Linked DNA regions of Homo sapiens: region 2 is linked to region 1. Evidence: chromatin loops called from intact Hi-C (ENCODE). Cell type or tissue: thyroid gland. All regions are shown on one strand. Links, peaks and the distances in the headings refer to the core of each region. The heading gives the core; the rest is flanking DNA. Region 1 overlaps CUX1 (cut like homeobox 1). Region 2 overlaps CUX1 (cut like homeobox 1).

What was found. Peaks named below come from ENCODE experiments on the same cell type or tissue, not always from the same donor. Only the 100,000 strongest peaks of a DNase experiment are listed, where the experiment ranks them.
Region 2: a loop joins it to region 1, with 1.8 times the contacts of the local background. A loop is called at or near these places in 4 of 110 quality-filtered maps.

Annotation. Positions count from the first base shown.
Region 1 is chr7:101,934,200-101,949,355 of GRCh38, forward strand. All of the region lies in intron 2 of CUX1 (cut like homeobox 1), which reads left to right. Among named protein-coding and RNA genes, the nearest start is that of CUX1, 120 kb to the left of the region's middle. RefSeq lists enhancers at 638-1,209, 1,210-1,781, 1,727-1,866, 6,248-7,135, 8,024-8,911 and 2 more and silencers at 6,710-7,004, 7,710-8,004. In thyroid gland, for the core only: no CTCF peak of the experiment used is centred there; DNase peaks (open chromatin) are centred at 6,945 and 7,982; H3K27ac peaks cover 3,987 bases.
Region 2 is chr7:102,001,076-102,016,231 of GRCh38, forward strand. All of the region lies in intron 2 of CUX1 (cut like homeobox 1), which reads left to right. Among named protein-coding and RNA genes, the nearest start is that of CUX1, 190 kb to the left of the region's middle. In thyroid gland, for the core only: no CTCF peak of the experiment used is centred there; DNase peaks (open chromatin) are centred at 8,036 and 8,546.

The DNA of each region.
Region 1 (15,156 bases), core at 4,685-12,684:
AGTTGTACAGTATAAATTTGAAAATCTCTCTCTGACTTCCTTTCTACCTAAATTAGAGCCTAAAAGTCATGAGAATTTTGTCTTCTTTTTGTTTATTTTAGAGATAGCATAGTCGATGTTTTAAAAAGTTGCCACCTTTTCACTATAATGCGCTCCCATTATCAGAGATGTTTATTCTGGTTGTATCTCTCTGACAACCTTCAATACTTAACAGAATAATTTAGTTTGGATTCAAAGAAGTGCCTCTTCTATTTCTGTGTTTGTTTCTAGAAACTTTGAGGTGGAGGAATTATTGTTCCTTCTTCTTGGCAATGTTCAGGGTTTCACGAATCTGACTTTTAAAAGCCCAGCTCTCAGCCCCGAGCCTCTCATGAGTTAAAGAAAGGGTTTTGCAGCTTTTGGTAGACGAGAAACACATTTTATGGCTCTTCATGAAGTTGCCCGCTCCGTCCACGTCCTGTCCTCTTCCTCCTTCCCAGTTTCTGGGCTCCCTGGCTCTTGTCATGAGGCTTTCAGTTTTGTGTCCCAGAAAGCGCTTCCCCCGGGGACAGTGCCATGCCAAGGCTGGGAGAAGGGAAAAAGGAGGTGTTTATCGCCTTGAAGATGCCTTCCAGCCTTTATTATTAACTCCCTTCCAAAGTAAACTTTCGGGTTTTTTTCAAGTCTGTTCTGGCCAAAGTACAGTTGGGTTTGCCGTGTTCTCTAGGAGTAGAGGTGAAAACAGCATTGCCCGGGGTGAGGAGCAGGAGGAGGAAGGGTCCACGTATAGGAGTGGATGGAGGGGATCTGTGAGACAGCTGCTGGGACAGATCCGACTTGGAGACTGTCAGGCCTCTGAGCCCAAGCTAAGCCATCATATCCCCTGTGACCTGCACGTACACATCCAGATGGCCGGTTCCTGCCTTTACTGATGACATTCCACCACAAAAGAAGTGAAAATGGCCTGTTCCTGCCTTAACTGATGACATTATCTTGTGAAATTCCTTCTCCTGGCTCATCCTGGCTCAAAAGCTCCCCTACTGAGCACCTTGTGACCCCCACTCTGCCCGCCAGAGAACAAACCCCTTTTGACTGTAATTTTCCTTTACCTACCCAAATCCTATAAAACGGCCCCACCCCTTTCTCCCTTCGCTGACTCTCTTTTCAGACTCAGCCCACCTGCACCCAGGTGAAATAAACAGCTTTATTGCTCACACAAAGCCTGTTTGGTGGTCTTTTCACACGGACGTGAGTGAAAGAGACTGCCATTCATGAATGGACAAGGCCTGGCTCCGTCCACGCTTTCCCAGCTCTGTGTCCTGCCATCGGACATGCTGGCACATCTGCTGTGGGTGCCCTGCACTTCTCCGGGCACTCCTGGCCCAGCTGGGGAGGTTGGCATGGTATCCACCATTTTGTTCTAAAGTAGTAAATGAAACTCTTGGGAGGGCAGCACCCAGCAGATGTTTGGAGCTAGAGACAGGGCTCTGGGGATGTGTAGGAACCCGGACCTGGTGTGGCAATGGTGTGGGGCTGTCACGAGGCGTGAGGAGGCTGGGGTGGTGTTGGGGACAGCACACGATGCTGGGGCTCAGGCCAAGTGAAGCTTGGACTTCACTCTGTCTGAGGCTTTGCCAAGTGTCAGAGGGTGCACACTTGGGAGTCACATGGCCAGGCTCACATTTCCAGCCGAAGTTACACTCTACAGCCTGGCAGCAGATGGACGTTTGGGGACAGAGGTGGAGCCGGAACAGCTGAGACACTGTTTTAGAGGACTCTGCGAGAAACACGCTCTTAAAACAAGGAAGCGGTGGTTATGTCTTATTCAACAACGATCTGTTGTGGACCAGCTGTGTGCCAGGCAGTTGCAGGCCCTGAGGCTGCAGCAGTGAGCAGAAGGCCAAGGTCCCTGCCCTCGCGGTGCTTACATTCTAGTGGAGACAGATGTTAAACTACAGGGCAGGAAAACACTGTCAAGGAGATGCAGGTGGAGGATTCTGACTGTGGAACTGGGGCATAGAGACAGTGGGTTTTGAAAGCACTTGGCTGAGAAGGATGGGAGGAGGGAGGAGGGAGGAGGGCGGGTACATCTGTAGATGGACCAGGTTAAGGTATGGACTTCCCCATCCTGACAAGGGGGAGCCCCAAGCTTGTTTTCAGGTGTGACGGGGGTGGGGAGAAAGAGAGCATTCCAAGAGAGGCACGAACGTCATTTCCAGAGCGAGATGAAGGTCACAGAGTTTGGGAGGAGATGGGATCCGGCACTCGGGCTGGCGAGCAGACAGGAGGGAACTCAGGGAGATGGGAACCCCGGGGAGGAAGTTAGGGCAGGATCCCCTGGGAGTTTTCCCGGATACATAGGAGAAAAGGTTATCCTTCAAGGGTGAGCGGGGGCTAAGTGCAGGGGACAGAAGAGAGGAAAGCCCGGCGACCATCATGCCCGGCTGCCGTGGGTGGTCTGGATTGGAGGCGGCAGCCGGGCTGTGTTTGTGCGGAGGGTGGCAGGGGGCCAGCGGAGGAAACTGCCCAGGCGCCAGCCCTGCCATCCCCACCGGCCTCCTCGCTTTGGGGTTTTGCTTTCTGCCCTGGCCACGTGGGACCGGCTAGGTGGAGATCATGCAATCAGGGTTCCCAGCTCTCAGAACCATAATGGTTAAGCAAGCAGCTTCGTTTCCAGGCACGCAGGAGCTCCCCCGTGTCAGCGTTTTCCTAACATGGCTAATCATAAAAACCTCCTGGGTGTGTGTGTATGCTTGTTAAAAATACTGTCCCTGGGCCCCACCCTAGACTTAGTGAGACACAGTCACCGGGGAAGGGCCTGGGGACTTGCATTTAGAACCAGCTCCTGGAATGCTTACTCTGAGGCCAGTTTGGGCCCCCTCCCATGGCCTCCCTCTGTGTCCCTTCCTCCAGATGCTGATTGAGGATGTGTCCCCTGCCGGGACTGTGTTTGCATGTCTCTGTCTCTGTCACAAAGTAGATGCCTGGGGAGTGTGTGCTGCGTGGCCCCCTGAAGACCCTGTACCGGGATGTCAGCACCCCAGCCCCCAGCTCCTCCCCCTGTGAAAGACATTAGCTCCTGGAGGGGCTCAGGTGGTGGAAATGAATCTTAGCATCAATGTTTAGACCTAAAAGCCATCTCCAGGTCATCATAGCACATGACAGAGATAGAGGCAGAACCTGGTGGCCATAGGATTATTTCTGAGCAAAGATCGCCCAAGCTTTGGCATAGGCCAGGGTTATTCACATGTCCGAGTCCCTGGAAGTGGGGTGTGAGGAGGTTGTGGGGGGCCTTCAGAATGAGGGAAAAGGGATAAATCAAAATCAAGTCTTTTTTTTTTTTTTTAATTGAGACAGAGTCTCGCTCTGTCTCCCAGGCTGCAGTGCAGTAGCACGATCTTGGCCCATTGCAACCCCTGCCTCCCAGGTTCAAGCAATTCTCCTGCCTTAGCCTCCCGAGTAGCTGGGACTACAGGTACGTGCCACCATGCCCAGCTAATTTTTTTGTATTTTTAGTAGAGACGGGGTTTCATCATGTTGGCCAGGGTGGTCTCGAACTCCTGAGCTCAAGTGATCCACCCGCCTTGGCCTCCCAAAGTGCTGGGATTACAGGCGAGAGCCACCGCGCCCAGCCTAATGATATAAATATTAGTAGATTTCTGCTTACTCACTTCACCACCAGCATTTTCTAGCAAATGTGAGTTCAGCAGACACCAAAGATTTTTATAAATCAAAGTAGACAGTCTTTAACGTTGAGAAGATTCTGTTAACTCATCTGTTCTACCCACACTCTTGCCCTTCCCTCCTCACAGAAAAGCCAGGAGAAGGGTGAATAATTGAATTACAGATGACAGTAAATATTTGGATCTAGCTGCTTATGAGGCCTTAATGATATCAGTCAGTACAAAAGGTTGATATCCATGTTTTTTGGTGTGTGTATTTTTTTTTTTTTTTGAGACAGTCTCACTCTGTCACTCAGGCTGGAATGCAGTGACGTGATCACAGCTCACTGCAGCCTCAACCTCCCAGGTTCAAGCGATCCTTCCATCTCAGTCTGCTGGGTAGCTGGGACCACAGGCGTGTGCCACCACACCCAGCTAATTTTTTGCAGAGACAGGGTCTCGCTATGTTGCCCAGGTTGGTCTCTCAAACTCTGGGGCTCAAATGATCTTCCTGTGTCAGCCTCCCAAAGTGCTGTAGTTACAGGCATGAGCCACTGTGCCTGGCCGATATCCACCATGTTTGGAGCCTGTTTTTGGTTACATTTCATCCTCATCTACTGGCCTGGAGATATTGGTGTCAATCAGTTCTTCACTGGGGGAAGAGATTTTTTTAAAAAGTCAGATTTACACTCAGTAAGATTCACCCTTTTCAGGTGTCCACTTTGATGAATTTTGACAACCACATATAGTCATGTGCCACCACCACTATTAAGATAGAGGACAGGCTGGGTGCAGTGGCTCACACCTGTAATCCCAGCACTTTGGGAGGCCGAGGTTGGCAGATCACCCGAGGTCAGGAATTCGAGACCAGCCTGGCCAACATGGCAAAACCCTGTCTCTACTCAAAACACAAAAATTAGCCGAGCGTGATGGCTCATGCCGGTAATCCCAGCACTTTGGGAGGCTGAGGCGGGCAGATCACTTGAGGTCAGGAGTTTGAGACCAACCTGGCCAACATGGTGATACTTCGCCTCTACTAAAAACACAAAAATTAGCTGGGCATGGTGGTGTATGTCTGTAATCCCAGCTACTTGGGAGGCTGAGGCAGGAGAATCGCTTGAACCTGGGAGATGGAGGTTGCAGTGAGCCAAGATCGTGCCACTGCAGTCCAGCCTGGGCAACAAGACCAAAACTCTGTCTCAAAAAAAAAAAAAATACATATATATATATATATATATATATATATATATATATATATATATATATATATATATGATGGTTCCACTGTCCCCCCTATTCTCCCAGGCCTCTATGTAGTCAGTCCCTTCCCCCACCCTCAGCCCATGGTAACCACTTATCTGTTTTTTGCTGGCATCATTTTGTATTTTCTGGAGTGTTACATAGAGGGATCATACCATATGCAGTCTTCGAGTCTGGCTTCTTTCACTTAGCGCAGTGGATTTGCAGTTCAACAGTGTGGCCGCTGTCAGTGCCAAGTAGTATTCCATTGTATGGATGTACCACAGCATGGAGGGATTTTTAAGGCTGGTCAGGCAGTGCTTATGTCACAGGTCCAACATCCAGTCCCCTGGGCCATTTAAAGCCAAGCACAGCCCCACACCTAACCCTCGTCTGAACGATCTTGTACAGCCACTCTGCAGTTTCACATCCTGAATGTGAGCAGTCTTTTTTTAAAGAAGGAGGTTTTGGGCCAGGTGCAGTGGTTCATGCCTGTAATCCCAGTACTTTGGGAGGCTGAGGCGGGTGGATCGCTTGAGCCCAGGAGTTTGAGACTGGCCTGGGCAACATAGTGAAACCCCACCTCTATAAAAAAAATACGAAAATTATTGGTGGTGGTTGCCTGTGGTCCCAGCTGCTTGGGAGGCTGAGGCAGGAGGATCACTTGAGCCTGGGAGTTTGAGACCAGCTGGGGCAACATAGTGAGACCCCTGTCTATAAAAAATACAAAAATTGGGGCTGAGCGCGGTAGCTCACACTTTGGGAGGCCAAGGTGGGTGGATCAGGAGGTCAGGAGTTCAAGACCAGCCTGACCGACATGGTGAAACCCCATCTCTACTAAAAAGACAAAAATTAGCCAGGCATGGTAGCGGGAACCTGTAATCCCAGCTACTTGAGAGCCTGAGGCAGAGAATTGCTTGAACCCGGGAGGTGGAGGTTGCAGTGAGCCGAGATTGCACCGCTGCACTCCAGCCTGGGCAATAGAGCGAGACTCCATCTAAAAAAAAAAAAAAAGCCGGGCATGGTGGTGTAAGCCTGTGGTCCCAGCTACTTAGGAGGCTGAGGCAGGAGGATTGCTTGAGCCCGGGAGGTTGAGAATGAAGTGAGCTCTGATTGCACCACTGCACTCCAGCCTGGGTGACGGAGGGAGACCCTGTCTCAGGAAAAAAAAAAAAAAGAGGAGGTTTTAATGTTCGCAAAGCTGGTCAGTTTCCAATCTGGTGTCACCAGTGGAAAAAAGATGTAAGTGTTGTTGGCAAGAGAAGCTCACCCAGAGACACGCTCCATGAAGTCCCTGACCCCCGCTGGGGGTGCCTGTGATGGAGGGTAGGCTGTGGTGCCTGCGGGCGCGCACAGGTGAGATGGAAGGAATAAGGGGTTATTCCTTCTGGGTGCAGCTCTGCCTGGAGGCCAGAGCTGTCCTCCTCCCTTCGATCTCTGAATTAAAGACGCTCTTCTAGTATTTTCTTATGTTGATATATATGTGTATATATATATATGTGTGTGTGTGTTTTCTTATTGTTCTAGTTCTTATATTGTCATTTAATTCCTTTGTCCTTTAGCTTGCAAGGGAATGTGTTTTCTTATTAGATTGTAAGCTCTGGGGAGGTAAGACCAGCACTTCCACCCTCCCAGATCCTTGGTTGGGCACGTTATTGATCAGTCCACATCTGTTGCTTGGCTGATTGATTAAATGCTGTGGTGCCCGTGTTCACTGAGGGATTCCAGACCCCTGTCTAGCCCAAGGATGCCTCACAGTGGGAATGCTGGCACAGCTGTCTTGGCAATCAGTAGACCATCCTGTCAGTTCTTCAAGCCCAGAGAGGGTCCGTGACTTGCTCAGAGTCACACAGCAATCCATTAGCGAGGCCAGCCCCTTCCCTGGGCTCTGCATTTCTCTTGTAGTGAAGAGCTCCTCACAGTTTATTTGCATACTGTAAATTTGCAAAGTCAGAAGGAAAAGGGCAGGGAGCCGGGCTTCCTTGAGGCAGGTGGCTCTTTTAAAGCTGGGGCATGTTGTCGCCAATCTGAGCTTGTTTCCATGGACGCAGCCAGCCGGGCAGCCTGTTCCCGTCAACCTGAGCCCTGATGGAGCCTCGGACCTGACAGGCTGCCTGGGGAACTCACTGGGAGGAGGGCGGGTTGGGGGAGACCCAGAAGCCATGCTGGAGTCTCTCTCTGGCCTACTTTTTGCCATAGTTTGAAGGGAAAGTTAGTGAATTGCCAGGATCAACCTGCAGTTTCCCCAAAACTTGCACAGGAGTGGCTTTCATCGCTGCATGGGGAGACCTCCTTTGCGGGTCTGCTTAGCGGTAGCTGGATTGTCTCTGAGGGATACCTGGCTTTCCTAACTGTTCCTGGAGAATCTTAAAGACGAAAATGGAAGAAAGGGCTCACATCTTTGTTTTGTGCTGCAAGCAAAGTCTTGGAAAAATGAATGATGCCAATGGAATCTATTTCTTGTAATTAATTTCCTCAAGCTACTGGATCTCCTTTTCTTGCTGAGATTGTGGTTTGGCAGCTGCAGTTTGATAGCCCCATTCTGAGACTGGATCCCTCTCTTCCCTCATCTGGTAGTTTTCACGTCGGGGCATTCCTGAACTCCGTCTGCCTCGTTTCAGGCTGGGATCACAGATCAGGAGCGAAGGCTTTATGATATTAACTAGTCAACAGATACATTCTTTGAAGAATTTCTGTGTTTTTAATTACCCCACGAAAGCCTTTGGACGCACGGGTTATGAGGGGCATTTTGCATTGCTAAATTCCAGCCTTGATTGCAAACCTGAAAAGAGCAGAAACTGCTCAGAACAAGTTGTTAAAACCACAGACACAAGGGAAAGGTTTCTCTCTCTCCCTCCCCCTCTCTCTGTCCCTGTTTTTAAGTCCTTTCAGCTGGAGGTGAAACTGCAACGTTATCAAACATGCCAGTACACACTGTTTCCCAGGCCTGTTTTTGCATGAGTTGGGGTAGAAATGTACCCAGCTTCTGTTCCAGTAGGTGGAGAAAGATGCTTAAATCCTAGAAGCACTGTTCACCTACCTTTTTAGGGTACTGCAGGTTTAGCTCGAGGGTTGGAGGGCATCCAGAAAAGCATGACTAAGAGAGAAAAAGACTACTCCCAAAGCTAACAGGGTGGAGTATCATAGCCAGGACAGGAAAATTCCCAGCAGGGAAACGGCCTGTCTGTAATGCAGACACATTGGGTCATAGGTTTGCTTTCACAGAATAAGTGAAATGGAACAAAAGTCTTTTTTGAATTCTCATTCCAAGAGGCCCAGTTTCTGCAGGTGTGTCTTTTCGATCTTACCTTGTATTCAGTATTATTTCAAGCAATCTCCATTTTAGGCAGTGTCTACTCCAGACCAAAAAACCTGGCTAAGAAAGAAATTTTGTTGATTTTGAGACAGGGTCTTTCTCTGTCGCCCAGGCTGGAGTGCAGTGGTGTGGTCTCAGCTCACTGCAGCTTCAACCTCCTGGGCTTCAGCGATCCTCCCACCTCAGCCTCCCTAGCAGCTGAGACCACAGATGCCTGCCACCACACCCGGTGAATCTTTAAATTATTTGTAGAGACAGGGTTTCCCTGTGTTGCCCCAGGCTGGTCTCAAACCACTCCTGGGCTCAAGTGATCCCCCTGCGTCGACCTCCCAAAGTACTGGGATCACAGGCGTGAGCCACCGCAGGCCTCCCAGACTCTGGGTCAGAGGGCAGCTTGAGCTCCTCCACCGACTGCTCCAAGCCTTTGCCCCAGCTCTTGGTGCCTGGGGTGGTGGGAGCAGCATGGGCTTCGCTGCACACGGACCTGGGCCCAGATCTTGGTTCCATCGGCTGCTGGGAGATCAGTTCCCTTCTCTGCACCTCCATTCAGCTTGGACGGGAATCTGTCCTTCCTAGAACAGCTGTGATTAATAACTGAGACCACACCCATGTTCGTTGTGGCTTAGCGCCATGCACACAGGTACCTAGTGGATGTTAACTTTCCTCTCCATCCTGGTCAGTGCTTTTTTTTTTTTTTTTTTTTTTTTTACTTTTTCTTTTTCTGTTTTTGAGATGGAGTCTCGCTCTGTCACCCAGGCTGGAGTGCTGTGGTGCAATCTTGGCTCACTGCAACCTCCACCTCCCTGGTGCAAGAGATTCTCCTGCTTCAGCCTCCTGAGTAGCTGGGATTACAGGTGCCCGCCACCATGCCTGGCTAATTTTTGTATTTTTAGTAGAGACGGGTTTTCACCATGTTGGCCAGGTTGGTCTTGAACTCCTGAGCTCAAGTGATCCACCCGCCGTGGCCTCCCAAAGTTCTGGGATTACAGGTGTGAGCCACTGCACCCGGCCTCTGGTCAGTGCTTCTGTTGAGTTCAAGAAAAATGACCAATTCATCTAAAACCCCGAGCTGGCAGATGCTCTCCCGCGCGGCGGCGGCTGACGTCAGTGCTACTTTCAGCGTCTTTGGTGCAGTCTTGGTGTTCGCTCTCAAATGGGCTCTTTTCAGTATCACATATCATATGCAGGATGCAGAGGGGCCCGGCTTACATACCGAGAGTCAGAGGACTCATGCGGCCACAAGTAGGTTGGGAACAGTGTCCCCTAATAGGATGAGTTTTGGGCTTTAAAATTTAAAAAAAAAAAAATGGGGGCATTGATGAGTCTCGTTGGCACCTTTTGGCTTGTGGAGGCTCGTGATCTAATATTGGTCTCTGCTGTATACCCAGCACACTACCTGCCACTTAGCCATTCCATAAATATCGTTAAATAAGTGAATTAGGCCGAGTGCCATGGCTGACACTTGTAATCCCAGCACTTACAGAGGCCGAGGTGGGAGGATCGCCTTGAGCCCAGGAGTTTGAGACCAGCCTGGGCAACATAGCGAGACCGCGTCTCTATTTAAAAATTAAAAAAAAAAAAAAAAAAAGACAACTTGAGCCGCACACAGGTTCTTGCCAAAGCCTCTATTAGTGCTGTGACTCGGGAAAGAAAACTTGTTTTTTTCTTCAGTTGACTGGGCTCAGCCATCCCAGGTGTGAGTGACTCAGGCCTTGAGAGCAGGTAATGGATCCATAGGGAGCCCTGTCCCCACCCAGGGAGACTGTCCCAGCCCCTCCCGATGGCTCCTTCCAGAAAGGGGCGCAGTGGGCTGGGTTGCAGGGGGTAGTTGTGTCCAAGAGTCCTGCAGGATGGAGTGGGAAGGGGCAGGAGGGGTGTCCTGCACTGCCAGCTGTTCATCTACCCCAGTGCCATGGAAACAGAGCTCCTGCTTTTCCCCAGGAAGGCGTTGATACATTTATAGGCTAGCATTCAACATCAGCGTTGTGCTCTGGCAGTCTCAGCAGTAAGACATAAACCTACCAAGGTCTGGGGGAAGCACTGGGTGTTACCATCCTGGCTCACGCGGGAGACGCATGCTCCTCCGTGACTGTTTGTGGCCAGTGAGCCACCAGTTGACACCAGCAATCCAGCCTTCTGCCCCTCTCACTTCACAGATGAGGGAAGTGGGGATCTGCCTAAGGTCACACTTTGGTGCATTTCTCAAATCAAACCCAGGAGCCGGAATTTTTCTACTGAGCTCCTGCTAAGACACCCTGGGTCGTTTCCTCCGGGCAGTCCATGTCATCTGCTGTGGCGTGTATGTTCATGGGTGATTCTGTTTCTGTTTTTAAACCCTGTGCCTCTTGGTTGGTGCTTTTCCTCCTGGAGGATGCTGCAGACCTGCAGCGGTCACCTCGGGCCACCCAGGGAGCAGGTGGGCACACCCAGGTTGCATCTGTCGCCACACTGGTGCAGGCCGTGTTGCACATCACTGCTGCCGGGTTGACCCCACTTGGTATGAAATGAGAGGGCCTCTTTTCTGAAGCAAGGTGTTGCAATTTAGCCTGGGGATGAAGCTGCTTCTTCCAATACCCAGAGTTAACACCAAATGCCACGAGAGTGAGAAAATAAGACAGCATTGCACTTTCCCAGAAATTGTCACCCCAGGGTGCCACCCCACCTCCCAAGCCCACTCTGGGACTCCTTCCACACACAGTCACCCACTGGTTACCAAGCCTGCGGGGCAGGTGCTAGGTGCGTGCTGGGAGTCAGGGGTGGATGAGGTCTTTTGCAGACAGGGCAGAGCGACCTCAGGGCAGAGCCATGAGGGCCTGTGTGCAGCGGCTTCCACCCAGGCAGGCTCCGGCTCTGCACCTTCAGCTACAGGATACACTTGCTTTCGACACCTCCACTGTCATTTAGACACAAAGCACACCACCACCGAAACCACTCCACAGAATGTAGAGTTTCTTGCCAGGAAAATAAAATAAATTAAAAGTCACTAATACTTTTATTTAAATTGCGAGTACATTTCCTCGCTGTTGCATTTTGTAATTTATACCTGGGAGTTAATTTATTGTTATTTACAGTTGCACAAGGACTCATGGAAATGCCTTGTGTATCGAGTGTTCTCATTATGCTGGGCACGGTCCCAGGTGCCGGGGAGGCAGGTCATAGTCCTGGCCTCGTGGAGCTGATGTTCTGAACGAGAGTTGAGTACCCAGTGGGACATCCTGAGAGCCCAATGCAGGTCCTGGTCAGGGCTGTGGGGACTGTGGGGAAGACCTGGATGGCAAGAGGAGTAGGGACAAGATCTACAGGATTCTGCATGCAGGGCTGCAGGCCAAGAGGGAGGAGTTGGGGGTTCTAGTCCGCTAGGTTCAGGGAGCCAGACGTGTCTGCTGTCCCAAACCTCCTGTGCTCAGGAACGTGGTTCTGATGAGCCTGTATCACCTTCCCTTCCCTCCACCTATGGGTCTGAGTGGCAGGAAGAGTTCTAGCTGTGTCAGCCAAGGCCGGGGACACCAGAGGCACAGGGCTTGGTTTAGGAGTCAAGACAAGGCATTTGCTTATTTAAAGAATGAGTTCTATGCACTTCCAATGAGTGGTTCTGTGGTCAGGAGGGCGGCACCTGGAGAGAGGTCAAGGTAGAATTGTGGATTTGGAAGGGTGGAGGATGGAAGGCCCCAGAGGAAACCAGCAGTCAGGGACTGAGGAGGTGATGGCATTCTCTAGTGTGATGTGTGGACAGACAGAGTAGAAGAACCAAAACCAGTCTTGGAGCGACAGGTGGGTCAGACGGCAGCTTTCTCTGGACCCGGGTCAGGAAGAGAAGGGTTTCCAGCAGGAGGGAAGATTGCGCTTAGGAAGAGAAGGGTTTGCTGGGCTCGATGGCTCACGCCTGTAATCCCAGCACTTTGGCAGGCCAAGGCATGTGGATCACCTGAGGTCAGGAGTTCATTTTGAGACCAACCTGGCCAACGTGGTGAAACCCTGTCTCTACTAAAAATACAAAAATTAGCCCAGCGTGGTGGTGTGCGTCTGTAATTCCAGCTACTTGGGAGGCTGAGGCAGGAGAATCACTTGAACCTGGGAGGTGGAGGTTGCAGTGAGCCAGGATCGTGCCACTGCACTCAAGTCTGTGTGACAAGAGCGAGACTCCGTCTCAAAAAAAAAAAAAAAAAAAAAGAGAGAAGGGTTTCCAGCAGGAGGGTCAGTGGCGGTGAAGCTTGCAGCTGGCAAATGTTGGGTTGGATTTGGGGTGGGGAGTGAGGCCAGGAGCTGGTGGAGGGGGGCAGAGGAAGGAAAGATCACTCACTGCTAAGCCTTTCAGATGAGTTCCCCGTGGTCATCAGAGGTAGGCCTTGCTGTCTTAATTTTACAAAAGATGAAAGCCACAGGAGGCATAGACTTGCTCAGAGAATTCATACTCAGTTCAGCAGACTCCAGTATTGATGCTCAACCCATGCTGCTGCTGGGGAGGGCTCAGGGGACAATGTTAAGTGAGACCAAGGAGGTGGCACCCCTGAACCAGTCTCTCCGTGAGCTCGGCGGTGAGAAAACAGTGCACAGGGAGAGGAGCCACAGAAGGCCCGGGATGTGTCACCCAGGGTTTCAGCTGGGAGGGGACAAAGCCGATTTGGGTGGGAGAGTGGAAGTAGGTCCCAAGAACTTTTATTTTAAATGTTTTGATGACAGATTTAAAACTTGAGTAACTTCATTGTAAAATGGCCAGGCGTGGTGGCTCACACTTGCAATCCCAGCACTTTAGGAGGCTGAGGCGGGAGGATCCCTTGAGCCCAGGAGTTGGGAGACCGGCCTTGGCAACATAGTGAGTGAGACCCTGTCTTGACAAAAAATTAAAGAATTAGCCAAGTGTGGTGACATGTGCCTGTAGTCTCAGCCACTTGGGAGGCTGAGGCAGGAGGATTGCTTGCACCCAGGAGCTCGAGGCTGCAGTGAGCCGTGATCATGCCACTGCACTCCAGCCTGAGCAAGAGCGAGACTCCGTCTCAAAAAAACAAAAACCGAAAAAACCACCTCACTATTCTAGGCCCGAGCCCGAGCTTAAATATTTACCCCATATCCAACCATAAGTTAATCCCGCACACACCTTCATCAGTTTCTTAAAGAAACTGGTGCCCCAGCACGGGGCATGCCAACGTATTAGACAGGCAACAACTTAGACATGGGGATGAAATGAATTCCATCTTAAATCTCAAAGTGCACAATACAGTCTCTAAAATTAAAGAAAAGAAAGATTTATTTCCAAAAAAGCCCACAGTGAAATAATTGTCTCAGTCTGTGGAGAGAGCTAATTTGGACAGAATCACATATTTTGATTCCTGGGATTTTTTTAAAAGGAATCTTTTAAAGCAGTAAATGAAATATTTTTGGATGTAGACAAAAATGACTTACTTAGCCATTCCACTGGCAATGTGGAAAGGATGAAGACCAATTTTGAGTTAGCAAGGACACCTTCAGAAAGTTCAGCTCCCAGGAATTGTTGACCCTAGCCATCCATGTCTGTATTTCCTGAGGACTATTGCTTACGGAATTAATTGGGACTAATTTCTGTTGCACCTGATCTCCAGCCAAAACACTCACATTTTGCCTCATCTGCAGAGACCTGGGCTGAGTTTTATCTCTGCGTCACTGCCGAGTTCCCTGCCCCCGCTCTGTTAACAGAGCTATAATTAACTCACAGGACGCCAGGCAGCCAGATTCGGCCAGGCGCCAAGAAATCAGCCCCAATTACTATATTCACATTGTCAGTAATGCCCACTTCACAGCTTCTGCTAATTTGAAATGGCAAGTTCCAACTTTCCATAGTAAAATTACCATTTTTGTCCTATTCTATTACGTGGTGATATTTGTCCATTATTTGGGCTCCGTAAACTTGGCATTATCACGACAATTAGTTGTTGAGGGTTTTCTAAAATGATTTGCAATTACATCTCTTAAGCGGAAAACTGTCTGCTCTGATGGAGTGAGAATCCATTCCCTCTGTGCCCTAGATCCACTTTAGGAATTGGCTTTTCATAGGGGAACGTGGTGCCTCGGGATTTTATAATAAAGTCGAGCCTTTAAAATAAGGGCTAGCCTTGGAACGTTGCCTGCTTTGTAGATTTCCAGTGTTCAAGTTGTCTGATTTCTTTATAAAGATGGAGAAGTGTCTCTGTCCCTCTGGGTCTCCGAGTTCCCTTGAGTCTGGGCCTCTGTATCTGGATCCCCTCAAGCCCTACTTTGTTGTAAGAGCCAAATTAGCCAGGGGCTACTGGTTGGTGGCTCTGCTGGGGGGGCATCACAGAGTCTCTCTTCTCTGACATTTGCTGACCTTCAACCCGCCCTGGTACAGGAGCACCCCATTGAGGTCCTCCGTTTTCCAGAGTCCTGTCCCTGAGGAATCACCTGCCTGAGTCCCTGAGCTTGGGACTGGCTGGCCTGATTGGGTTGTACATTTTGTTCTCTTTTCAGCAGAGAAATCTCAGGAGGCACCATGCCAGGCCACTGTGCCCCTGCAAGTGTGTCTGAGTATGGCCCAGGACCCTGCCCATCACTGGTCTGCAACAAGATAAGCACAGAAGTTCAGAGTAGGTGTCTAGAAATGTTCATAGCAATTTAACGTGACGGTGACATCCAAGTGGCATTTTAATTTTATTTTATAAAGATCTGAGTCCACAATGGGCTGGAAATGTAAAAATCTGTTGTGTGTTCTTCTCCCACAGATTGTTTGACAAACATTGGTCATTATTATTATTATTATTATTTTGAGACAGAGTCTCACTCTGTCGCCCAGGCTGGAGTGCAGTAGTGCGATCTCAGCTCACTGCAAGCTCCACCTCCTGGGTTCACGCCATTCTCCTGCCTCAGCCTCCCGAGTAGCTGGGACTACAGGCGCCCGCCACCACGCCTGGCTAATTTTTTGTATTTTCAGTAGAGACGGGTTTCACCGTGTTAGCCAGGATAGTCTCGATC
Region 2 (15,156 bases), core at 4,744-12,743, 67 kb after region 1:
GCCATAGGGGAAGATATTTTTAAACAAGATTTGCTTTTGACTAGTGTCCTGCATTTGTTAAAGACCCTAGATTGCTCCAGGTGTTCTAAAAATAACCAAGCCCACCTGCCTGCCTTCTAGATATGGGCTGGAGGGCCTGCCAGGAGCATTCTTGGGGATTGCCAGTAGCCCCAGTTAGCCCAGGCTGACTTACACTTCCTCCCTCTCTTAACCAAAATAATGTTGAATTTTTGTGTTCCTTGTCTTTTAACTGAAAAGCTCCTGTTTGTTTGTTTGTTTATTTTCTGAGACAGAGTCTTGCTCTCTTGCCCAGGCTGGAGTGCAGTGGTACGATCTCAGCTCACTGCATCCTCCGCCTCCCAAGTTCAAGCCATTATCCTGCCTCAGCCTCCCGAGTAGCTGGGACTGCAGGTGCCCTCCATCACACCAAGCTAATTTTTGTATATTTAGTAGAGACAGGGTTTCACCATGTTGGCCAGGCTGGTCTCGAACTCCTGACCTCAGGTGATCCACCGCCTCAGCCTCCCAAAAGTGCTGGGATTACAGGCGTGAGCCACCGCGCCCGGCCCCGTTTGGTGTTTTTAATGCTGTATTGCCATTATTTGCACTTATTCTTTTGCAAAATTTCAGCACCTGGTGGTCAGGATGTTCCTCCTGGCCATGCACATGCAGGACACACAACAGGTTCTTGATAAGCGTGTGCTGAGCAAAACTCACTCCTTCCTTCTGGACACATTCATCACAGGTGTGCTCGAAGCAGCAAGAGCTTGCCCCTGCTCAGAAGTGCTTAGTTGCTAATTAGATGTTTCCGCAAAGGTACTGAAATTGGAGGCATCAGTGTTCATCCTTTAGCTATAGCGTTGGAAAAATGTGATTGATTTACAACTGTGACTAAAAAGGTGTTTAGAGAACTGTTCTATGTAAAACAAGACAGTAAGCTGGGCACGGTGGCTCGTGCCTGTAATCCCAGCACTTTGAGAGGCTGAGATGGGTGAGTTGCTTGAGCTCAGGAGTTCTAGACCAGCCGGGGCAACATAACGAGACCCCCATCTCTATAAAAATATATATTTTTTAAAAAGCTGAGTATGGTGGTGCATGCCTGCAGTCCCAGCTACTCCAGAGGCTGAGGCAGGAGGATCTCTTCAGCCCAGGAGGTGGAGGTTGCAGTGAGCTGTGCTTGCACCACTGCACTCCAGCCTGGGCCTCAGAGTGAGACCCTGTCTCAGAAAGAAAAAATAAATATATATAGTGTGTGTGTGTGGTTGCAACTTTTGCACATCACCTTGAGTTCTGGGCAAGGGGAGAGGAACTGAGATTGGTCACTCCCTTCTTGCGTGGATGGCTGTGGGATTTGGGTGAGTTTTTTGCTCCATAGTGCTTTTCACCCTGTATTTTCTCATAGGTTTTGCCCCACTGGGGCTTTGTATAGAGATTGGGGCTCTCAGGTCCCATATGGCACTTACTAGCGAGAGTTCCGAGTGGCCAGTCCCCTCCCTGCCCTGGCATTGGTACAAGGGGGCCTTGCTGTTGGACCACAGTCTTCCAAGAGTCCAGCTCCCCTGTTCTATCGAGTCTGAAGCAAGGTCCCACTTGGGAGTTACAGATCAGGCTCCTTTGATGTCAGAGCATCGCAGCGGAATTCTAGGCCACCCGGCAGTGAGTGCTCTCTGCAGATCTGTGAGTGGTGCTGGGCCGCCCTGCCACCTCCATCCCTAGCACCGTATCTGTGTGAAAAAGCTGTGACCTGCCCCTTGGGTGGAAGCCTTCCAGTCCTTGGAAGGGGAATCTTTGCTGCTGCTACTGTCTGCAGAGAGACTCTTTTTATTTTTATTTATTTATTTTTTTTGATGGAGTCTTGCTCTGTCACCCAGGCTGGAGTGCAATGGCACAATCTCGGCTCACTGCAACCTCCACCTCCTGGGTTCAAGCAATTCTCCTGCCTCTGCCTCCTGAGTAGCTGGGACTACAGGTGCTTGCCACCACACCCAGCTAATTTTTGTATTTTTAGTAGAGACAGGGTTTCGTGTTGGCCAGGCTCGTCTCAAACTCCTGACCTCAGGTGATCTGCCCGCCTCGGCCTCCCAAAGTGCTGGGATTACAGGCGTGAGCCACCAAGCTCGGCCCAGAGGGACTCTCTAGAGAGGCCCCTTGATCCCACAAGGGGCGGGGGTCTCTGGCCAGGCACAGCCCCTCCCCACTAAGCCCAGCACCTGGTGCCGAACACACACACACACACACACACACACACACACACACACACGCCCGCCCCCCGCTCCACTGTTCTGTTGTCAGTTGTGTTCGTTGTTTTCTTGTAAATAAACAGTATGACAATAAAGGGAAGTTACTTCTTAGCTGCTCAGAAGGTGACCAGAGCAGGGCTGGAGTGCCAGCCTTGCATTCATTGTTTGCTTTATTGCAAGGCTGCTTGGAATTGAAGGGGATCTCCGTTCGAGTCTGAGCTGGAGGAAGGAAGGGGCTCCTGTACCATGTATAGAACTTGGGCTCTCCCCGGGGTCAGGGGCCTGGGCTCTGGTGCAGCCCCACCACTTCATCAGGTCACCCCAGGTGGTTTCAGCCTCTGATTTCTCATCCCTGGAATGGGGTGTTTGCAGCCTCGTAGGTTGCTATGGGGATTGAATGAGATATGTTCATGAGCCAGTAAGGCAGCCAAGATGTCACTTACATGGAACTTACATTGCAACCCCAGTTTTAGAATAACATAGGATATTAAATATCACCATCTCCTTGAATACTCATAGTCCGCAGTTTGCTTCATGTTATAAGGTGTTTAGTTCTAGGCTGAGCCTGTAATCCCGCCACTTTGGGAGACTAAGGTGGGAGGATTGCTTGAGGCCAGGGGTTTAGAACCAGCCTGGGCAACATAGTGAGACCCCTGTCTCTACAAACTATATGTATACACGTATAAATTTTATAAAGATGTTTAGTTGTTCTGAATTTCCTAAAAAATACAGCTTAACTTTTTTGTCTTCCTTTACCTGCACCTGGATGCAGTGGGAAAGATTTTCCCAGTAGCACAAGGTGGACCAGGTGAGCTATCCTCACCCAATGGGGCTGAAAGACAGGGCTTTGATATCCTGCCCCAGAGCCCGGCTGTTACCACATGGTTTGATTTGCGATGCCAAGCAGGCTTCCTTACGGGTCCACACACCTCTGGTTTTTAGCTTGAGATTGGGGCAGCTGTTCCTCCTCTGGCCCAGCCAGGTATAATCAGGTACAAAGGAAAGTGACCTAGAATGAAGAGGTTGCCCTGACCTGGTGGTGGAATTGGAGCCTGGGAGCACGGGTCGGATGGCTTAGTTCATCTGTTTGGCAGTGGATCAAATCCCCCTCCTCCCACATACTTGATTTATGTGGACTGGGAAAGAATGTTGGGTTTCAACATAAAGAAAACAAATTTGGCTGATAACTCGTAAATCACAATAAACTTTCATTCCAAGAGTGTTCTGGGCTTCTAAGAAATATATTCCTATCTCACATCTCAGTTGATATTCACAGCCACCATTGAGCTAGAGTCATTCCCAGGTGGAGAAACTGAGGCTTGGGAGTTATGCCTGCCTTGGAGAGGGATGGGGCTAAGACTTGGGCTCTGGTGTCCTGACCACCGAGCCTGGTTCCTTCCACGTGGTCTGATTCCTGGGATGTGAAGCAGCCATCCTCACAGGGCCACACACCTGGACAGGTACACAGTGCAGCAAGTAGAGAGGCAAAGAAACAAGGGAATTGATCAGGGGTCCACACGCTTTCTCTAAAAGAGCCTGGTGCTACATATGTTAGTCTTGACGGAGAAAGAGGCAAAATCAGGATATCATGTAGGCACTTATATAACCACTTTAAATGCAACCATTTAAAAGTGTAAAAACCATTCTTAGCTCATGGGCCATAAAAATCCCAGCAGCTGGCTGGTTTTGGCCGGCTTGCCGCAGCTTGCTGACCCCTGGGAGAGAGCATCTGCTGCTATTGCAGGCAGGGGACTGCAGGTCATCCCCCTGTTTGGGTCCCACTCCTGCCCGTCATTCAGGCTCTGTCAGCTTCTACCCAGAAGTACCTGGGAGTCGGGGGTTTTGCTGTGTCACAGAGAACTTGGCTCTCGATAGAGTCGGAAAGGAATTCTGGGAAAACTCTAGAGATGCATTAAAAAATCTCCACTGGGCCGGGCGCGGTGGCTCACGCCTGTAATCCCTGAGGCAGGCACATTACCTGAGGCCAGGAGTTCGAGACCGGCCTGGTTTTTTGTTTTGTTTTGTTTTGTTTTGTTGAGACAGGGTCTTGCTCCATCATCCAGGCTGGAGTGCAGTAGCACGATCATAGCTCCACTGCAGCCTCGAGCTCCTGGGCTCAAGCGATGCTCCCACCTCAGCCTCCCAAGTAGCTGGAACCACAGGTGTGCACCACTGCACCCGGGTTAATTTTTTTATTTTTGCAGAGACGATAGTCTCCCTATCTTTCCCAGGCTGGTCTCAAACTCCTGCCCTCAAGTGATCCTCCTGCCTCAGCCTCCCACAGGGCTGGGGTTATAGACGTGAGCCACTGCACCTGGCCTCTTTCTTCTTGAGGCTAGTTTTCCTGACTGCGTGATTCCCAAAGCTTCACCCCACTGATGCTGGGTTCCCCTCCTCTGTCTACTCCACCTGCTGAGGCTGGGGCTCTCAGGGACACAGTCAGCAGCTCAGCCTCTGGAAAGACCTGGAAAGATCACATCCTTCTGGGAACCTGCTTCTGGAGGCACAAGTAGTGTAGCTCCTCTTAGGCCCTTTCGATGAAGTAAGAGCAGCTCATTAGCATCCCAGGCTACAAAGCCTAAAACCCTTTGCTTTTACCAAAACCAGAGGGTCTAAAGAGAAAGGTCACGAGGAGCGAGCGGCCGCGTGGATGAGGTTGGCCAGAGAAACTGGTTTGTTTTGGAAGCCGATGGAAGATGCGCTTGGAAGGCTAAGGCTGCCGAGGTTGAAGTCCGTCATTCTCAGTGCAGACCCTAGGGAGGAAGTAGCAGGACCCCAGTGGGGCTGCAGGCATTCAGAAAGAGAGCTGCCTGGGGTTTCCCTTCAGAACCTCCCTCCTTTTAACCCGGGAGTAAAGAGAAAAAGACCCGCGGGGTCCACTGGCTCGGAAGTCGGTCTCTTTCAGTTTGGAGCCTCCAGTTGGAAACCTGCCTTTTAATGGCCAGGCTGATGGTCTAGTTACTCTTTGAACAGGGAAGCCTCGTCAGGCTCTCTGCTGACCACGCCTCAGTGCTCCCTCGAAGGACAACTCTGGAATGCCAGTTTTTATCTCATCTCGGTAGAATGGATTTTTTTTCTTTTCTTTTCTTTTCTTTCTTTGAGACAGAGTCTCGCGCTATCACCCACGCTAGAGTGAAATGGCACGATATCGGCTCACTGCAACCTCCGCCTCCCGGGTTCAAGCAATTCTCATGCCTCAGCCTCCCGAGTAACTGGGATTACAGGAGCGCGCCACCACACCTGGCTAATTTTTGTATTTTTAGTAGAGATGGAGTTTCACTATGTTGGCCAGGCTGGTCTCAGGCGATCCACCCGCTTCAGCCTCCCAAAGTGCTGGGATTACAGGCGTGAGCCACCGTGCCCGGCCCTAGAATGAATTTTTCTTTTAGGGAAAATAAGGTTATTGGTGAATGGGTTTGGGCTGTCATCTTCAGAAACTGATTTCATCTAGAACAGTTTGTGACGGGCAGATGTGGAATAAAACCACTGGATGCATCAGGCGTCACTGCCAAGGGTGCAAGGGGCTGCTCCATGCTGGGCGTGCGAGAGGAGCAAGAAGCCGTCCCCGCCCACCACGGTGCAGGCCGGGATGCAGCGGAAAGCCCTTGCTTCTTAGATTTCCCACACAAAAGTGTATTTCTTGTAGATTTCGCCAGCGCGGGCCTCCTCCTCTGCTTGGCAGTGGCTCTGCACGAGCTGCCTTGGGATGGATCTCTCATCTTTGCTGCTGGCCTCATCCAAGGAACAGACCCCATGCACGGAGCCTAGATGCCCCGAGGTCTTCACTGATGGCCCTCTGAATTTTTATTTTGTTTGTATTTCATTTGTTACTGATTGAATTTTTGAGACAGGGTCTCGCTCTGTAGCGCAGGCTGGAGTGCAGGGGCGCGATCCTGGCTCACTGCAGCCTCGGCCTCCTGTACCTAAGCCATGGCCCTCTCTGACTTTGAACCCCTCAGTTCATTCTCAGATCAGACCACTCACTCACTGAGGCCCTCGGCTCTTCCACAGGTCTCAGCCTTTTGCCCCTTATAGTTTTTAGTTGTTGCAGCCTTTCTGTTCTCTTCCCCTCTCCTGTTAAGGGGACATTTCCAAGCACCCTGGCCACAGAACCTCCTCACCTCCCACCCTCCGCCCCTGGGTGCCAGGGCCTGGGTTCTCTGTGGAAGTCCTGCCAGCTCCGGGTATTTCCCACGTGGATTTCTCATCATCTTCACCACCAGATCAGTTCCTGGCCTGCACCCCTCCTGTCTGGCTTGTGGCAGGGGCTGCCACCCTCACCTGGGCCCTAAACTTCTACAAAGCCCCACTCTCTCCTGTTCCCGTCAGTCTGCTTGCCAAGTCCAGTTTATTTTAATTCTGGGGAACGTTGTCTTCCTCCTCCCCCCTCCCTCGCCACCACCCACCTCTGGTGTTTTTTTTGTTTTGTTTTGTTTTGTTTTTTTTGAGATAGAGTCTCACTCTTGTCACCCAGGCTGGAGTGCAGTGGTGCGATCTCGGCTCACTGCAACCTCCGCCTCCTGGGTTCAAGCGATTCTACTGTCTCAGCCTCCTGAGTAGCTGGGACTACAGGCACCCGCCACCACACCCGGCTAATTTTTGTATTTTTAGTAGAGGCAAGGTTTCACCATGTTGGTCAGGCTGGTCTCGAACTCCTGACCTCAGGTGATCTACCTGCCTTGGCCTCCCAAAGTGCTGGGATTACAGGCACCACTTCTGGTTCTGTTACCTTCGTCCAAACTTGTATTTCCCAGCTGGTATCTTCCATCTCCAGGCTTTCCCCTCTGGCCTGTCCTTTAGCAGGAGTCACCTTCCTGAAGCAGACCCTGGTCTGGTCTCTGCGTACTACCTTTTGCATGGTTGGTGGCCGTCCACCCGCCTCTCAGGCCATGTCTGGGTTCTTCTAGGGGCTTCGGTGATCTGGGAGCCTGTCCCCGCTGGCCCCCTCTCCCATGTCTTACTCCATCAGCTTCACCTTGTTTGTATCTCTGGATCTCCTCTTTTTTCCTTCTGTTTGTATCTTGTCTCTTTCTAGAAAGCCCCCCCACCTCTACTCGCCCCTCTGTGGCAAATATCACCCAATTCAGGTGCCCCCAGCCCAGCAAAGAGGGATTTTCATTCCTTGGGCCCCCGTTGTAGGCTAGCTGCGCCTGTCTTTCGGCACATTTCATTTCCTGCCTGGTATTTCGGTCGTGTGCGTGTCTTTATTCTCCTCGTGTAATCCCTGAGGTGCAGAGTGCGTGTCTGTCCTCCTCTGCCCTCTCTAGAGATTGGGATATGACCAGTGTTCAGCCCCCAACCAAAAGAGCCTAAGAACCCCAGGTCCCCAGCCTGTCCTGCTCTGCTGGGGGCCCACATGCCTGGGGACAAGGCACCTTTCCTTCCCTGACCTTGACTAGGACAGGACATGGGGTAGGGCCTGAACATTGAGCAATTGTCAAACTGCCTACTTACGATGAACAAAATAGCTTTTCAGGAGGCGAGACCACAGCACAGTCATGGTGAATCCTGATGCGCACCCCAGGTCTTTTATCAGGATTTTTGTTTTTCCTGGTGGGCACAGATGTAGGTGGAGCAGATCAGAGGCCTCTCAGGTTCTTGATCACTCATGGCAGTTCAGGCCTGCCAGTAGTGAGGTCAGAGATCCATACAGCAGGGGAGAGAAGGGAGGTACAGGGAACCCTCGGCCCCGCGTGCTCCAGCAGGTCTGCATGATTAACCTGAATTGCAGTGTTCAGAGGCTCGGCCTGCCAGCCACAGCGGTTCCAGATGAAATGCAGCTTAGAAGGCAGCATGGTGTAGTAGCTTTGGCGCCAGCCGCACCCAGAGTTTGGATTGTAGCCAGATGGCCTCAGGTGCAATGTATAACCTCTGGGAATTCCAGATTTCCTATTTACACGACAGGGATGATTCCATACCTGAAGGGCTGTTTGGAAGCATCTAGAAGCAAGCACAGTGGAGTGGCTGTCATGACGCTGACCGCACAAATGATGGTGTTAGGATCCCTCCACGGATGTGGCCAGGTGACACCCCTCACCTAGGCCGCACAGCACCCTAATGTACACACTGAAGAAAGGCTGCGTGGGGCTGCAGAGCGGCTCATTTCTAAGAAGGCCAAAGAAATTGCTCAGTCCAGACCAGGGAACCCAGTTTCTCTTTTAGAGGTGGGATCTTGCTATGTTGCTCAGGCTGGTCTCGAACTCCTGACCTCAAGTGATCCTCCCGCCTTGGCCTCCCAAAGTGTTGAGATTCCAGGCATGAACCACTGCACCCAACCTGTAGCCTCTTTCTACAAGTAAAATAATTCAGGTGAGTTCAGGCCCACGCCAGGTCTTAAACCCTGGCCCTCTGCCCATCTTCCAGCCTCCACCCCTTCTCTCTCCTTACAGAATCTTCTGTTCTTCTGCACACCAGCGTGGCAGACAGGTTGGCCAAGGGCCTTGGACTTCTTTATCTCTAGTACATGTTCCTGTAAATTTAAACCTCCTCAGTTGGGTAAAAGCTTTGGAATTACTAACATTCCTTTTGTGCTGCCTAACGTTCTTGCCATTTAAAAGATTAGCAGGCATAATTTCAGTGAGCCTTCGTGACTGGCGTGCCTCACTTAGCTTAATCCCTGGTTGGTACATGTTAAAACCTATAAAGACAGCCTCTCCAGCACACATGGGGAGCTTGAAAATGAAAGAAAGGTTGCTCTGACCTCTCAGAACTGCGGACTTCTTAAAAAAGAAAGAGTGAGGTGGGCGGCCTCCCTTGCTGCCGGTGCTAGATTCCATGATATGAAACAGCAAGGGTGCAGCTGGGTGCGGTGGCTCATGCCTGTAATCCCAGCACTTCGGAGGCGGGGGTGGGCAGATCACCTGAGGTCAGGAGTTCGAGACCAGCCTGGCCAACATGGTGAAACCCCGTCTCTACTAAATAATACAAAAATTAGCCAGGCATGGTGGTGAGTGCCTGTAGCCCCAGCTACTCAGGAGGCTGAAGCAGGAGAATCACTTGAACCCAGAGGTGGAGGTTGCAGTGAGCTGAGATCACGCCACTGTACTCCAGCCTGGGCAACAGAACAAGAAGACTCTGTCTCAAAAAAAAAAAAAAAAAAAAACTGACTTGGATATGTGCTTACATAAGAAAGGGAGATTCACCAAGTGAACCATGCATAGCATCTCTTAAATCTGTATCATGGAATTCGTGATTGGGCCTCTCTTTCATATCAGGCAACATACATGTGATGTACATACCTGTAGCTTCCGGGAAAGGGAAGGAAGTAGAGATGACATTGTCTGTTACTCGTTTGTATGTGTGTGTGCGTATTTAAGTAAATATGTGTGTGCATAGGGACATGTCACATGCATGTGTGGCACATTTATAGGATGAAGAGGTGTCTAAAAGACATTGAGGAAACTCAGTGAAGGAGTTCTGCCGGCGGGCGTGAGGACCACGCTAAAAGATGCCGGTTGTGCTTTGTGTCTAAGCTGAAAGCATGGATATCATTTTATAAAAGTAAAATTATATTGGCCAGGCGTGGTGGCTCATGCCTGTAGTCCCAGCACATTGGGAGGCCGAGGTGGGCGGATCACCTGAGGTCGAGAGTGTGAGACCAGCCTGACCAACATGGAGAAACCCCCATCTCTACTAAAAATACAAAAAATTAGCCAGGCATGGTGGCACATGCCTGTAATCCCAGCTACTCAGGAGGCTGAAGCAGGAGAATCACTTGAACCTGGGAGGCGGAGGTTGCAGTGAGCCAAGATCATGCCATTGCACTCCAGCCTGGGCAACAAGAGCAAAACTCCATCTCAGAAAAATAAAAAAAAAAAGTAAAATTATATTGTTATTGACGGTCTCTTTGTTCGAGTAAGCCGTCTCTGGATATATCATTGTATGGTGTATTCATGCCAAGGATTTGGTGTGAGTCTTGAAGCATTCACACCAAATTGTGGCCAAGCCCAGCACTGAGAGCGCAGTGGGCGTTCGGAGGACACGTTTGGATTTTGTGATCCTCTGCCTGGCAGGAGCTGCTCAGCCCCTACAGCCCCTTCCCCGAGACCACCAATGCGTTTCTCTTCAGTTTTGCTATTCTCATACGCTGGTGATGGGATTTTGGAGACAAACATGGTCTCTTCTGCTTGCTTGCTTGCTTATTTATTTATTTTTCCTCCCAGGTTCAAGTGATTCTCCTGCCTCAGCCTCCCAAGTAGCTGGGATTACAGGTGTGCGCCACCATGCCCAGCTAATTTTGTGTTTTTAGTAGAGACGGGTTTCACCGTGTTGGCCAGGCTGGTCTTGAACTCCTGACCTCAGGTGACCTGCCCACCTTGGCCTCCCAAAGTGCTGAGATTACAGACATGAGCCACCGCGCCTGGCCTTCTGCCTTTTTTGGTGAACTCCCTGTGGGTGGGAGAACTACCCGGTGGAGTCGGTACCTAACCAGGGCAGGACACGGAGGTACACCCCTCTCATTTTCGGCAGCAGGGTGAGAGGATTTTTATTATCTTACTTAGACACTTGAATTTATTTTTTTATTTTGAGACGGAATTTCGGTCTTGTCACCCAGGCTGGAGTGCAATGGTGTGATCGCTGGTCCCTGGGTTCAAGTGATTCTCCAACCTCAGCCTCCCAAGTAGCTAGGATTACAGGCGCCCATCACCACACCTGGCTAATTTTTGTATTTTTAGTAGAGACGGGGTTTCACCATGTTGGCCATGCTGGTTGACGCTTGAATTTATTTATTTATTTCAGATAATTTTGGACTACAGAAAGGACTCTTTGAAAGGGTATTCTAAAATAATTTCACCCAATTAGGTTTTAAACATAGTCTGCCATATTGTTGATTTCACAGGATTTGCTTTTTTAAAAAAATGTATTTTATTTATTTAGAATTTTTCTTTAAGAGATGGGGTCTCACTCTGTTGCCCAGGCTGGAGTACAGTGGTGCGATCTCGGCTCACTGCAACCTCCGCCTCCCGGGTTGAAGCAATTCTCATGTCTCAGCCTCCCAAGTAGCTGGGACTATAGGTGCGTGCCACCATGCCTGGCTAATTTTTGTATTTTTAGTAGAAACGGGGTTTCACCATGTAGGCCAGGCTGGTCTCGAACTCATGACCTCAAGTCATGCACCTGGCTTGGCCTCCCAAAGTGCTAGGATTATAAGCGTGAGCCACTGTGCCTGGCCTTCAGTAGCTTTTAAAGGTTGTAGCTGAAGATTTTGTACTTGTCACATGGGGGAATATGATAATGAAAGCAGAAGATAGACTAGTCACTCTACTTTTCCCAGCGTCCTCTCTGACTGGACTCTTTGAAGGTACTGCCCAGGGTCATGAAGAGATGGCCCTGGCTGCTTCCAGAAGGTATACATTCCCGTGTCCACTCTGTGTCCTGGAGAGTGGGGGCGGGGGGAGGGGGTTGTCCGTCTTTGTATCTCTGTCTCTCAGTACAAATTTAATGAAGGAATGAATCAATGAATGAATGAAGCAAGCATTCCCCCAGAGAATTCTTAAATCATCTTAGCCGGTCATGGAATTTCCCAGCAAGTCAGCTTTTAGAATCCTGAAAATATTTTCAGTATTCATCTCTTTAAGGAATATATCAAAAGCAGTCAGCACCAACCACGGTTTTTCAGCTGATTCCCAAATGTGTGATAAGAAACACCTAATTCCTTGGGGGAGAAAACTTGTTCAGGTTAAATTCTTGCGGTAATCCTTACGGCCCTGTGGTGTTCGCTAAGATGTAGCAAGAATGTAAATAGCTAGGTACTTTGATCTACCTCAAATACTTACTAGTTTAAACATTCTGCCATTCTGCCGTCATACCAAAAAAAAAAAAAAAGCACCATCCCAGGGTTATGAATGACGTTACTGTCTTTGGACATGCTGTCTTGTGTGGCTGAGACGTAGATCAAGAGAAATTTGTAAGAAAGACAATAAGGTACAAAAATCGCCGAAGCTAATGTCAAGATGGAGATAAATAGATCTATATTTGCCATATATGGTAGTAAAAGAAAAGTCTGTGCAAATTTGCTCGACATTTATGGACTTCTATGATTCATCTACCAGGGCCAGCAGCTCCAGCCAAGAGATATAGAATGTCTTCAACTGTATTTCTTTCCTAAATTGTTTCATTACAAAGAAGCCATGTTGTGTATTCAGAAGAAAATTCCAGGACCGCATGAAAGTCACTATTTGGGAACAGGCCTGAGAAAGCTTGCTTAGAGGAATTCCAAAAGTATTCAAAAGGCAGTTATTGACCAAACACATAATAATTCTCTAAGCATCAACAATTTTCCATAGATCCAAGCTCACATATACAGCGTATTTTCTGTGGCTAGTCACTCCAGAAATAGAGGGTTCTCTGCTTTCTTGACTGATTGACTCATATGCAAACGCTTCTCATTTCATTTTGTTATTTTTTTGAGAAAGGGCTTGTTCTGTCTCCCAGGCTGGAGTGCAGTGGCACAGTCACGGCTCACTGCACCCTCGACCTCTCTGGGCTAAGCCATCCTTCCACCTCAGCCTCCCGAGTAGCTGGGACCATAGGCACACACCACCATGCCTCGCTAATTTTTGTATTTTTTGTAGAGACAGGGTCTCGCCATGTTGCCCAAGCTGGTCTCGAACTCCTGGGCTCAAGCAATCCTCCCACCTCAGCCTCCCAAAGTGCTGGGATTATAGGCATGCATCAACATGCCCAGCCTGTTTTTTGTTTTAATCTGTTATTGAGTAAGGTGCAATTTGTGGCTCCATATACAGGGACAGGTTGCAAAACAGGTACTGAGCCGTGTGTATCCTTCAGGTCCAAGCAGCTTCTAAACTGTGTCTATCTCTGTTCAGGTCCCTGGAACTCTCCTGGGCAGCAAGCTCACAAGAGACCGACCTCTGTGGCCTTCGAAGCGGGTTGCTGTTAGACACACCTTTTAGAAGCTACATTCATAGTATCTCAAAAGACAGACATAAGGGGTACTCGGTATGGCCACCACTCACTCCCACAACACAGCCACCATTTCCCACCCAGAATTTCCTGTGAAATGTGCTCATTTTAAAACAGCACACATCCTGAGAATTGCAAAGTTGGGCATAGAGATCAATACAAATTAGACTTCTTTTTAGATACGCTCTACGCTCTGCAGAGCCCTCTGGGGTCTCCAAGGGCTGGGACCTGCTGGATAAAACTGGATGAAACTAAGTTGCTGCTTCTTTGGTGCCCTTGAATGGACTTTCTTGGCTGCAGTGACGTTAGGTCCGCTTCCTAGCCGCGTGCTGCTCTGCCATCGGGGATGCTAAAGTCGGGGAGGGCCAGGAAGCCTTTCTTTGCTTGGAAGTTTTTGTTTCTCCTTCGCCTGCTAGGTTGGGATAATCCGTTGGGAAGTCTCTGAGCGTCTTTAAACATAAAATCTAGTTTCAAAGGTTTAAATTCCCAAGTTGCCCCCTAAGTTACATGTTGCTTAGGCTTGGTTGCTATCTGTATGGTATAAATAATTCCATTTAGAAATTAAGAAATTATGGGCTGCATTTTTGATGCCAGTGGCTCTGTAGTATCCCCCAACCACCAAAAAAAAAAAAAAAAGAAAAAAAGCATCTAAAAATTGTGAGGTTACCGCTTAGCTCTGTCTTTCTGGCTGCACATGGGTTACCAGGTGCCTTGCCAAGACCCTGCCTCCGTGTCCACCATGCTTTGTGTCTGCAAGTAGATTTACCCATCGTTCATTATTAATTATTCCTCTGAGCAGCTCTGTGAAGCTAGTAAATATTAATAAACAATATGTGCTGATTATGAACCTAAGACAAAAGGATGTCTTTTTCAAGCTGCTTAATTTTAGGTAAACTAGTTGCACACAAGCGATGAATAAACGTGAAGTCAGGCATCCAGGCGGTGAAACAAAATCAAACTGGAACTGCAAAAGGAGAGTGCCTGAGATCTGATTTTATTTTATTTTTGGGATGGAGTCTCACTCTGTCACCCAGGCTGGAGTGCAGTGGCGTGATCTCGGCTCACTGCAACCTCCGCCTCCCAGGTTCACGCAATTCTCCTGCCTCAGCCTCCCAAGTAGCTTGGACTACAGGCACACACCACCATGCCCAGCTAATTTTTGTATTTTAAGTAGAGACGGGGTTTCACTGTGTTGGCCAGGCTGGTCTCGAACTCCTGACCTCAGGTGATCTACCCACTTCAGCCTCCCAAATTGCTGGGGTTACAGGTGTGAGCCACCGCATCCAGCCGAAAGGATACAGTTTATTTAAAGACAAAGGAAAAAGAAAAACCATAATTGTGTTCACTTAGAAACATCTCCCATTTCATACTGATGTCTTTCCTGGTGGTGGTGTCCAAATGCTTATATGTGTGTGAGATTCATTGTTACCATGTTGGGATCAGACTGTAAACAAGCTTTATAAAAGTTCGTGGCTCCTTTCACTCATCCACCCGCTATGCATCGTCCAGATCTGAGTTCACGTGCTCCTTCCCCAAAGGAGCCTTCTCTCCTGTCTAGGGTCAGGTCTGCCTCTTTTTTTCTTTTTCTTTTTTTGGAAGCAGGGTCTCACCCTGTCACCAGGCTGGAGTGTGGTGGCGCGATCACGACTCACTGCAGCCATGACCTCCTAGGCTCAAGCAGTCCTCCCACCTCACTCCCAAGTAGCTGGGATTACAGGCACATGCCACTACACGTGGCTACTTTTTAAAATTTTTTTGTAGAGATGGGATCTTGCTCTGTTGCCCGGGGTGGTCTCGACCTCCTAGGCTCAAGCGATCCTCCCTTAGCCTCCCAAGTAGCTGGGACGACAGGCTCATGCCACCACACCCAGCTAATTTTTTTGATTTTTAGTAGAGATGGGGTCTGGTTATGTTGCCCAGGCTGGTGTTGAGCTCCAGAGCTAAAGCAGTCCTCTCGCCTTAACCTCCCAAAGTGCTGGGATTACAGGCACAT